2 separate regions of the Homo sapiens genome follow, and region 2 is linked to region 1. The links are chromatin contacts, found by Hi-C or POLR2A ChIA-PET in ENCODE. All regions are on one chromosome and are shown on one strand. Each heading gives the region's core, a stretch centred on a gene start or an enhancer-like site at or near the end of the contact. The rest is flanking DNA. Distances are from core to core; before and after follow the strand shown. Region 1 has its middle 61 kb from the start of SLFN11. Region 2 has its middle 27 kb from the start of SLFN11.

Region 1 (4,583 bases), core at 235-2,734:
AAACTGCACACTGCACAACATCTCCATCCCCACTGCTCCTCACCAGACAGGGTCCCAGGCCTGGGCTCCTAGCACAGCTGCCCTGACCCCGCCTGAACACTGTGGCTCGTAATGGCTTGTAATGGGGATCAAGTTCCCCAGAGGTAACTGACAAGCCCTCCACAGTCGCCACTGCCGCTGCCTCCGCTTTTGCTGCCCTCAGGCCAAGGAGGGAACAAGAAGACTGGACACATTTGTGTGTACCTCCAGCATGGATGTCACAGCCAAGATACGGAGGAACAATGGACAGACTGCACACACCGGGCAACTCTCTGCATACACTATGAGGCTCACCACCTTCTGGCACCCAGTGCACCCGCCCCATTCCTGCCCGAACACCGCGGTGGAGACTTGGTGTTCCTCTGCGTGCAGGACTCATTGAGGTAGCTGACAGGCCCTTTTCGATCTCTGTTGCCTTTGCCTCCCCCTCCACCCCTGTTGCCCCCGGGTCTGGGAGGGAACAAGGAGGCTGGACACCTTCCTGTGCCTTCAGCACTGATGTCTCAGCTGAGATAAGAAGGAGGAGACTGTGTAACCGAGGACTCCCCGCGTCTGCTGTCCCCTGCCAAATCGGGCTCGCTGGCTTCCGGCCCACAACGGCCTTCCTGCCCCTTCCTGAAATTATGGCCATGGCTCGGTTCCTTTGAGAGCCCAATTCCCTGAGGCCAGCAACAAGCTTTTTGGCTCCATCCCTACCACCCCCAGGCCAGCGTGGGAAGAGGAGGCTTTGCACCTTTGTGTGCCCGCAGCAGTGAAATCCAGCATTGCTTGCGTGGGAGGGAAGTGCAAGAGTGCCCCGTCCCCACTGCCCCAGCTGAGGGGTCCTGCCCTCCCCGGTGAAAGACCCACAGCACAGCCACCCTGCCCCATGTAAACATTTTCAGCTGCAGCCCAGAGCCCTTCTGAAAACCCAACCCCCCAAGCTTTTGATCTTCCTTGGGATTCCACCGCCCAAGTGCTCTGCCTGCCCTCACCTGAGAGTTCAGCGGTGACCGACCCGGGAGACTAGCCCACTCCTCGTCATCACAGCCCGTACCTGAAGTCTGGGCTAGCCTGACCCTGGTCCAGCCCATTCCGGACTCATATACACTGTCCCAGCAGGCCGTCTGGGGTCCTGGAAACGGGGAACTACCTATCCCATTCCAACTCTGCTGCCACCCGATAACTTCCACCGGGGCCGAGGTCAGGTGGACCCAATCAGCGGACACCACCATAACCAACCATGTAAGGGTTTGGGGTGGAGCTCTCCCCGCCCCACCCTTCACATGAAGCAGCAGTGCTACCACATCAGAAAACAGAGGAGCCACAAAGCTATCTCTATTGGGCTGAGTTACAAAGTTTTGCCCCCAAACCACTCCCACGGAGACTCACAAAACAGTTTCCTGTGGCTCTCAACCACGTAGGGGTCCAGAGATTGGCTATGTGTGTCTGAACTAGGAGTCACCAACCCCGCCCAGAACAGGGGTGTGATAGGCAAACAGATCATGTTCCTGCCTATGTAGGATGGGGAGCCAGTACAGCCCCCTAACCTCCTCACCCCAAAGACACCTCAGCGCATTTCACCGGGAGCCACCCACCCACTGTCATCAGGGCTGGTGCCTGCACTCACTACTGGGGCCTTCTTAGGCAAGCTAGGGGCTCCAGCTACCCTCCAAGAACAGGAAAGCTTAGGGTAGGGGGCTCTCCACTGCCCAGCCCACCTCCTGAGACAATAGAGAGAACTTCACAGTAAACAAAGATCAGTTACATACTCCTCTGCTTGTGCCGCAGCTGACAATTACCCTTAAGCGCCATCTACTGGCCTGTAGATCAAATATCACAGCCCAGTGTAAAACCTGCCAACAGAAGTGCATAGGGTTACAGAAGCAAAGCCAGAAGGCCCTACTCAACATACTCTGTAGCTATACCCTGCTAGAGATGGGGTGGGGGAGAAAGGCAAAGAAAAAAAATTCTTTCCACATTAAATTAATTACAAAAATTAGAAGTGCTAGCCTCTCCAGATAAGAAGGAAACAGTGTAAGAATTCCAGCACCATGAAAAATCTGAATGTTGTGACACCACCAAAAGATTACACTAGCTCTCCACCAATGGACCCTAACAAAAAAGGAAGCTCAGAAATGACAGAGAATTCAAAGCATGGATTGCAAGGCAGCTCAACGAGATCCAAGACAAGGCTGAAAATCGACGCAAGGAAACTACTAAAGCAATCCAGAAAATGAAGGAAGAGATAAGCATCTTTTTAAAACTTATCAGATCTTCAGAAATTGAAAAACTCACTTACAGAATTTCAAAATACTATTGAAATCTCTATCAACAGACTAGATCAAGCACAAGGAAGAATTTCAGAGCATGAAGACCAATATTTCTAACTAACTCAGTCACACAGAAATAAAGAATTGTTTAAAAATGAGTAAAATTTTTTAGAAACATAGGATTATGTTAAGCAACCAAATCTACAAAAGATTGGAATTCCTGAGAGAAGAAGAAAAAGTAAACAGCTGGAAAACTTATTTGAAGGAATAATTCAAAAATGTTTTCCTAATCTTGTTAGAGAGGTAGACATCCAAACACAATAAACCTGGAGAACACCTGCAAGATACTATACAAGACAAATGTCACCAAGGCACATAGTCACCAGAGTATCCAAAGTCAATACTAAAGAAAAAATGTTAAACGACACCTAGAGAAAAATGTCAGATCACTTACAAGGGAACCCCATTAGGCTAACAATGGACTTCTCAGCAGAAACCTTACAAATGAGAAGAGATTGAGTACTTATTTTCAGTATTCTCAAATAAAAGGAAGTCCAACCAGGAATTTGATGTCTTCCCAAACTAAGCTTCATAAACAAAGAAGAAATAAAATATTTTCCAGGCAAGCAATTGTTAAAGGACCTTATTTTTTACCACTAGACTAGCATTACGAGATATCCTAAGAGAGTTTTAAATATGGAAATGAAAGAATGATGCCTGCTACCACAAAAGCACACTTAAGTATTATACATAGTTCACAGACCTTATAAAGCAACTACACAAATCGGGACTACAAAGAAACCAGCTAACAACATCACAACAGGATTAAAAACCTCACATATAAATATTAACGTTGAATGTAAATGGTCTAAATGTTCCACTTAAAAGGCACAGAGTGGAAATTGGACAAAGAGGAGCTAGAGAAAGAGATAGGGGTAAAAAGTTTATTCAAAGGGATAATAACAGAGAACATCCCAAACCCAGAGAAAGAAATCAATATCCAATTACAAGAAGGTTATAGAACACAAAGCAGATTTAACCTAAAGAAGACTACTTCAAGGCACGTAATAATCAAATTTCCAAAGCTCAAGGTTAAAGAAAAGCTCCCAAAAGCAGCAAAAGAAAAGAAAAAAATAATATGCAATGGAATCCCAATAAGTGTGGCAGCAGACATTTCAACCTTACAGGCCAGGAGAGAGCTGGCATGACATATTTAAAGTGCTGAAGGAAAAAAACACCCACCCTAGAATAGTATATCAGGTGAAAAATCCTTCAAACATGAAGGAGAAATAAGACTTTCCGAGACATACAGAAACAGGGATTTCATAAACGCCAGACCAGTCCTACAAGAGATGTGAAAGGCAGTACTTCAATCAGAAATAAAGACATTAATGAATGAGAAAAAATAATCTGAAGGTACAAATCTCATTGGCAATAGAAAGTACACAGAAAAACACAGAATAGTATAGCACTGTAACTGTGCCGTGTAAACTACTCTTATCTTAAATAGAAAGATTAAATGATAAACAAATATAGTAAAAACCAACTTTTCAAGACATAGTCAGTACAATAAGATGAATAAAAACAACAAAAAGTTAATTTTTTTTGAGACAGGGTCTTGCTCTTTCACCCAGGCTGGAGTGCACCGGTGTGATCTTGGCTCACTGAAACCTCTGTTTCTCAGGCTCAAGTGATCCTCCCACCTCAGCCTCCTGACTAGCTGGGACTACAGGCATGCACCACCATACCTGAGTGGTTTTTCTATTTTAAATAGAGATGAGGTTTTGCCATGTTGCCCAGGCTGGTCTCAAACTCCTGGGCTCAAGCAATCTGCCCATCTAGGCCTCTGAAAGTTCTGGAATTATAAACATGAGCCACTGCACCTGGCCAAAAGTTTTGTCTTGTAATCTATTTTGTCTGACACAAGTATAGCTACTCCTGCTCTTTTTTGGTTTCCATTAGCATAGAATATCTTTTTCCATCCCTTTATTTTCGGCCTATGTGTATCTGTATGGGTGAAACATGTTTCTTATAGGCAACAGATCATTGAGTCTTGCTTTTTATTTATTTATTTATTTATTATATATTTATTTATTTTATTATACTTTAAGTTCTGGGATACATGTGCAGAATGTGGAGTTTTGTTACATAGGTATACATGTGCCATGGTGGTTTGCTGCACCCATCAACCCATCACCTACATTAGGTACTTCTACTAATGCTATCCCTCCCCTATGCCCCCACCCCCTGACAGGCCCTGGTGTGTGATGTTCCCCTCCCTGTGTCCATGTG
Region 2 (4,663 bases), core at 1,084-3,583, 33 kb before region 1:
TCAGACTGGGGTTATAGGTTTTCAAGAGGAAGACCACAGGAATGAAGAGGTATTCTCATCACATCACATCAAGGGTATATGCTATCAACATGCCTTATCACTCATGATATCAACCTTGACCAGCTGACAGAGGAAGTGTTTGCCAGGTTTCTCTACAGTGAAGTTACTTTTCCTTCCTCCTATGTTGCTAAGTGCAGCTCACACTCAAAGGGTGAGGATTGAAGCTCCACTTTCTTGAGGGGGCCAATGTCTATATATCCTACAAAATAATTTATCTATATAAATTATTTGGAATTCTTCATTTACTTGTAAGAATGGACTTATAGATATTTATTTAATACTTTGTGTTATATTCCAACGCTACATTATTTATTTAGATGCTCAGATTGTTCTAGTATTAGGCATATACAGGATATCTGGCAAAAGTCATAACAGATAGAGTGTGGTAGCTCACGCTTGTAATCCCAGTACTTTGGGAGGCTGAGGTGGGCAGGTCACTTGAGGCTAGGAGTTTGAGACCAACCTGGCCAATATAGTGAAACCCCACCTCTACTAAAAATACAAAAAAATTCAGTCGAGCATGGTGGCACAAGCCTGTAGTCCCAGCTACTCAGGAGGCTGAGGCATGAGAAAGACTTGAACCTGGGAGGCAAAGGTTGCAGTGAGCCGAGATTGCACAACTGCACTCCAGCCTGGGTGACAAAGCAAGACACTGTCTCAAAAAAAAAAAAAAAAAAAAAAATCCACCACAGTCAACATCAACAAATTAAACAAACAAATAAATAGCAATGGGGATCCAGATCTTGGTTTCTAATACCCTTAAGTATACAATACATTATTATTCTCTGTAGTCACCATGCTGTACAACTGATCTCCAGAACTTATTCATCCTAACTGAAACCTTGTATCCTTTGACCAACATCTCCCCATTCCCTGACCTTTGTCCCCCAGCCGGCCCCTGGCATTCTTCTACCCTCTGCTTCCATGAGTTCAACTATTTTAGATTCCACATATAATTGGAATCATGCAGTATTTGTCCTTCTGTGCCTGGCTTATTTCACTTAGCTTAATGTCCTCCAAGTTCATCCATGTTGTTGCAAATGACAGGATTTTCTTCTTTTCTAAGGTTGAAGAGTATTTCATTTTGTGTGGTGTGTATTTGAGAGTGTGTGTATGTGTGTATGTAACACATTTTCTGTATCTGTTCATGCATCAATGGATAGTTTAATTCCACATCTTGGTAATTATTAACAATACTACAATGAACATGGGAGCGTAGATACCTCTTTGACATACTGATTTCACATCTTTTAGATATATACCCAGAAAAGGGTGCTTGCAATTGAAATTTAATTAACCAGAAATGGGATTGCTGGATCATATGATAGTTATTTTATAACCATGGCTGCTGCTTCCAGAAAACATGGTTACTTCCTTGCCTAACTATCCTGCCTCACCAGCAGTATGCATTGGCTTTTCTTTTTTTTTCTTTTTTTTTTGAGACAGGGTCTTGCTCTGTTGCCCAGGCTGGAGTGCGGTCACTACAGCCTGGAAACTCTGGGCTCAAGGGATCCTCCCACCTCAGCCTTCTGAGTAGTTAGGACTACAGGCGCTGGCCACCAAGCCTGGCTAATTTTGTTTCTCTTTTTTGTAGAGAGGAGGTCTCCCTTTGTTGCCCAAGCTGGTCTCAAACTCCTGGGATCATGTGATCTTCGCACCTCAGGCTCCTCAGTAGCTGGTACTACAGGCATGCTCACCATATTTGGCTAAAATTTTTTTTTTTTTTGTAGCTACGGGGTCCCTCAGAATTGTCCACGCTCGTCTTGAACTCCCCTCAAGCGATCCTCTCACCTTGGCCTCCCAAAGTGCTGGGATTACAGGCGTGAGGCACTCCACCCATAGTGGCTTTTGATACCCTCAGAAAACAGCTAATTATGTGTGCCTACGGGGTTATTCCGTTTGTACCATCAGGGTAACATTTTCAGCCGTCCTATTTCTCTGGCAAAACCTTTTGGGCCCTCGGTGACTTTTTGCTGAATGGGTGACCCCCTCCCAGGGCAGGGCCATAAGAATCACTGGAGAGATGAGGGTCTGGGGAGGCGCAGAGAGAAGGCTGAAGGCGGTCTCACTTTCCTGCACCAGGAAAGGGAACGAGGAGCGCTGCACTCTCCCAGTCCTGGAGAGGACAGGAAAACGCTGCCACCGCGGAGACAGACGCCTACAGCGTGGGCTTTAAATCCAGCGTGGGTGTGGGGCAGCGTTGAGGCTCGATCTTCCGCCCTGCCCCTTAGACAGAGAAGGGAAGGAAGTCGAGGTCAGGAGGGGAGGGAGGGGAAAGGGCGGGAGGGAAATCGGAAGAGGGAAGGGCCGGGGAGGGAGGGAAAGAGGCCCGGGAGGATACGCCCGACGCTTCCATTGTAGTGGGGCTTCACTTGCCAAGGTGGAAGTGGTAGCGCCGGTGGTGGTACACTTTTTCGTACTTCTGAAATATTTCATAATTAACATTTGAGGAATTTTTTCTTTTTTGAAACAGGAACTAGCTCTGTCGCCCAGGCTGTAGTGCAGTGGCGCAATCACGGCTCACTGCAGCCTCCAGCTCCTGAGCTAAAGGGATCCTCCTGCCTTAGCTTCCTGAGTAGTTAGCACTACAGATTAGGGCCACCAGGCCTGGTTAATTTAAAAAAAAAAAAAATCCTCCCGCCTCTGCCTCTGCCTGTGAATTTGCTGGGATTGCAGGACTTAACCGCAGTGCCTGACCTAAGGAATCACTCAACCTCATTCCGGCAGGGATGACCACACGTGTTCAGGACATTTCCCTGGTAACTGGACTCGTCTTTAGTTCCCTGGGCTGCTCTCCTCCCGCGGTGACAGCCGTTCCCGGGGTGACCTCACTGCGCGCCCTGGAAAGGGCGAGACCGACCTCAGTACCCGCCTCGGTTTCCTTGCGGAGAATTTAAACCACTTCTGAGGGCCCTGAAGACAGTTCCGCGTCTTTTTTTTTTCTCTGTAAATGAGCTTTCTCCAGCCTATTTCGCAGACCCTGCGAACTTCAGATTCTCCCCTCATCCCGGCGGATCTGGGGATCCTCACTCTGACCAGTTGTTGGTGGGCTTGAAGGCCAGCGTCCCCTGGGGTTGGACCCTGTCTAATCCTCGCCTGCCCGGAAAAGGGGTGGGTGGGCATCAATCTCTGCAGCGCGCGAGCAGCAGGCGGCTGCGGAGGGGCGTGGGTTAGGGAGGTGGGTGCGGGCCTAAGCCTCTGAGCGCAGCACCCACCTCAGGAGGAGCCAAAGAAGATGCCTGCAGCAGGAGTCTCGGGTCCTGCGCCGACAGCATTACCCTGGGGAATTGTCTTGGTCTTTGGATTCTGGAGATGCGAGAAACTAGGACGGAGACCACAGCTGCAGGGAAAAGGCGACCAGTGCACAGAGCCTGTGCTCTATTGCTTTATATATTACTATAAAAATAACTGTATTGAGCTATAATCGATATACATGAAATTGCACTTGTTTAAAGTGTACAAAATGATGGATATCGGCCTATGTAGAATCCCTTGAAATCATCACCGCACTTAAGACAATGAGCCTATGGGGAGGGCTGGGTAAGGAGAGTGAGGCAGGAGAGTGAGGCACCTGCTAGTGCAAAATTGAAGGGGGCACCAAAGAAACACCACCTCTCAGTGACCAAGATAAACAATATTTTAAAATCAAAATTAATGCAAACATTTCTGATGAATAAAATATAAAAATGCTAAATGAAGAGAGGATCCAACTTTGCATTTGCCGGGCCCTGTGTCACTCCTCTCATCCTAGTCACACCTGTTGGGATTACAGGCATGAGCCACCATACCCTGCCCATTCTGGGTTTTAAACTGTACTTTATTTATTACTATTCTCTTTTTTTAAAACTGATCAACCACAAGCATACAAAAGTTCTCTGAATGAATGGAACTGTTTCCACACCTGGGTATTAACAGGCAAATTTTGAAGGTCATTCGATTTGGAATTTTCTTTTCTATAGCACTTCTAATCAGTGTGTGTGACACACACCTCAGAGGTAGGAAAGACTGTTTTTAGTAAATTATCTTCTTAATTGTAGAGAATTCCTGAAAATAAAACTGATGAAATTGTAAATTCTGCCTTGATGAGTTTCCAAAGGACAGATTCATGGTGTCCTATTTGAAGAATTAATCCCCTGGAATGTTCCAGCCTTTGTTGGACACTTGATAACAAGATCCACCAAGGGTTAGGGCAAGTGCACTAAGAAAGCCTTCTGCTACTCTCCGTCTCTTATTCTTTAGACCATCCAGTCTTGCTGGCAGAGAGGTCAGTGATTGCTCTGTTGTACCCACAGGGACATGCAACAGTTGTGGAAGGAGTGATTACATTCTCCTCAGATGACAGCACAGTTCTCTTGTTTTCAGCTTGACACCCAAGAAAGGCATCCATCACCTCAACCCTGCAGATGGCAGTTGTATGGCACTCCGTGTCGCAGCTCTACATGCCCACTGTGTTTCACACCTGGAGAGAGAACATTTTTGTTGCCCTTCCAACTTGCAGCCTGTGCTCCCAGAGTGAGAGGACAAGGCACAGGGCTCCTTGCCATCTTCCACGTTAGCATTGGCAGCTGTGCAGAGCCTATAGTGGAGACTGGATTTTTGTTAT

The links. A loop is a pair of places that touch in the nucleus more often than their neighbours do. ChIA-PET counts read pairs that join two places held with the same protein, here RNA polymerase II (POLR2A). Pooled maps may share reads with other maps.
Region 2: a map of heart right ventricle shows a loop between it and region 1 (8-fold over the local background). The contact joins two enhancer-like sites. A Hi-C loop is called at or near these places in 18 of 168 maps with a recorded cell type or tissue (B cell, CD4-positive, alpha-beta T cell, CD4-positive, alpha-beta memory T cell and 8 more), 11 of 37 single-sample maps with no recorded cell type and 26 of 50 pooled maps. POLR2A ChIA-PET finds 5 or more read pairs at or near these places in 11 of 52 experiments (CD4-positive, alpha-beta T cell, CD4-positive, alpha-beta memory T cell, CD8-positive, alpha-beta memory T cell and 8 more).

What each region holds. Positions count from the first base shown.
Region 1 is chr17:35,310,137-35,314,719 of GRCh38, reverse strand. No RefSeq gene overlaps it. Among named protein-coding and RNA genes, the nearest start is that of SLFN11, 61 kb to the left of the region's middle. RefSeq lists enhancers at 1-32, 694-1,353, 2,532-3,033. Within about 2 kb of position 1,484, at least 20 of the 41 ENCODE cell types and tissues checked have a DNase peak (open chromatin) inside an H3K27ac peak, as active enhancers do; they include CD8-positive, alpha-beta T cell, gastrocnemius medialis, heart left ventricle and 1 more, where a contact is called at or near this core.
Region 2 is chr17:35,344,186-35,348,848 of GRCh38, reverse strand. It overlaps the pseudogene LOC101060119. Among named protein-coding and RNA genes, the nearest start is that of SLFN11, 27 kb to the left of the region's middle. Within about 2 kb of position 2,333, at least 23 of the 41 ENCODE cell types and tissues checked have a DNase peak (open chromatin) inside an H3K27ac peak, as active enhancers do; they include CD8-positive, alpha-beta T cell, gastrocnemius medialis, heart left ventricle and 1 more, where a contact is called at or near this core.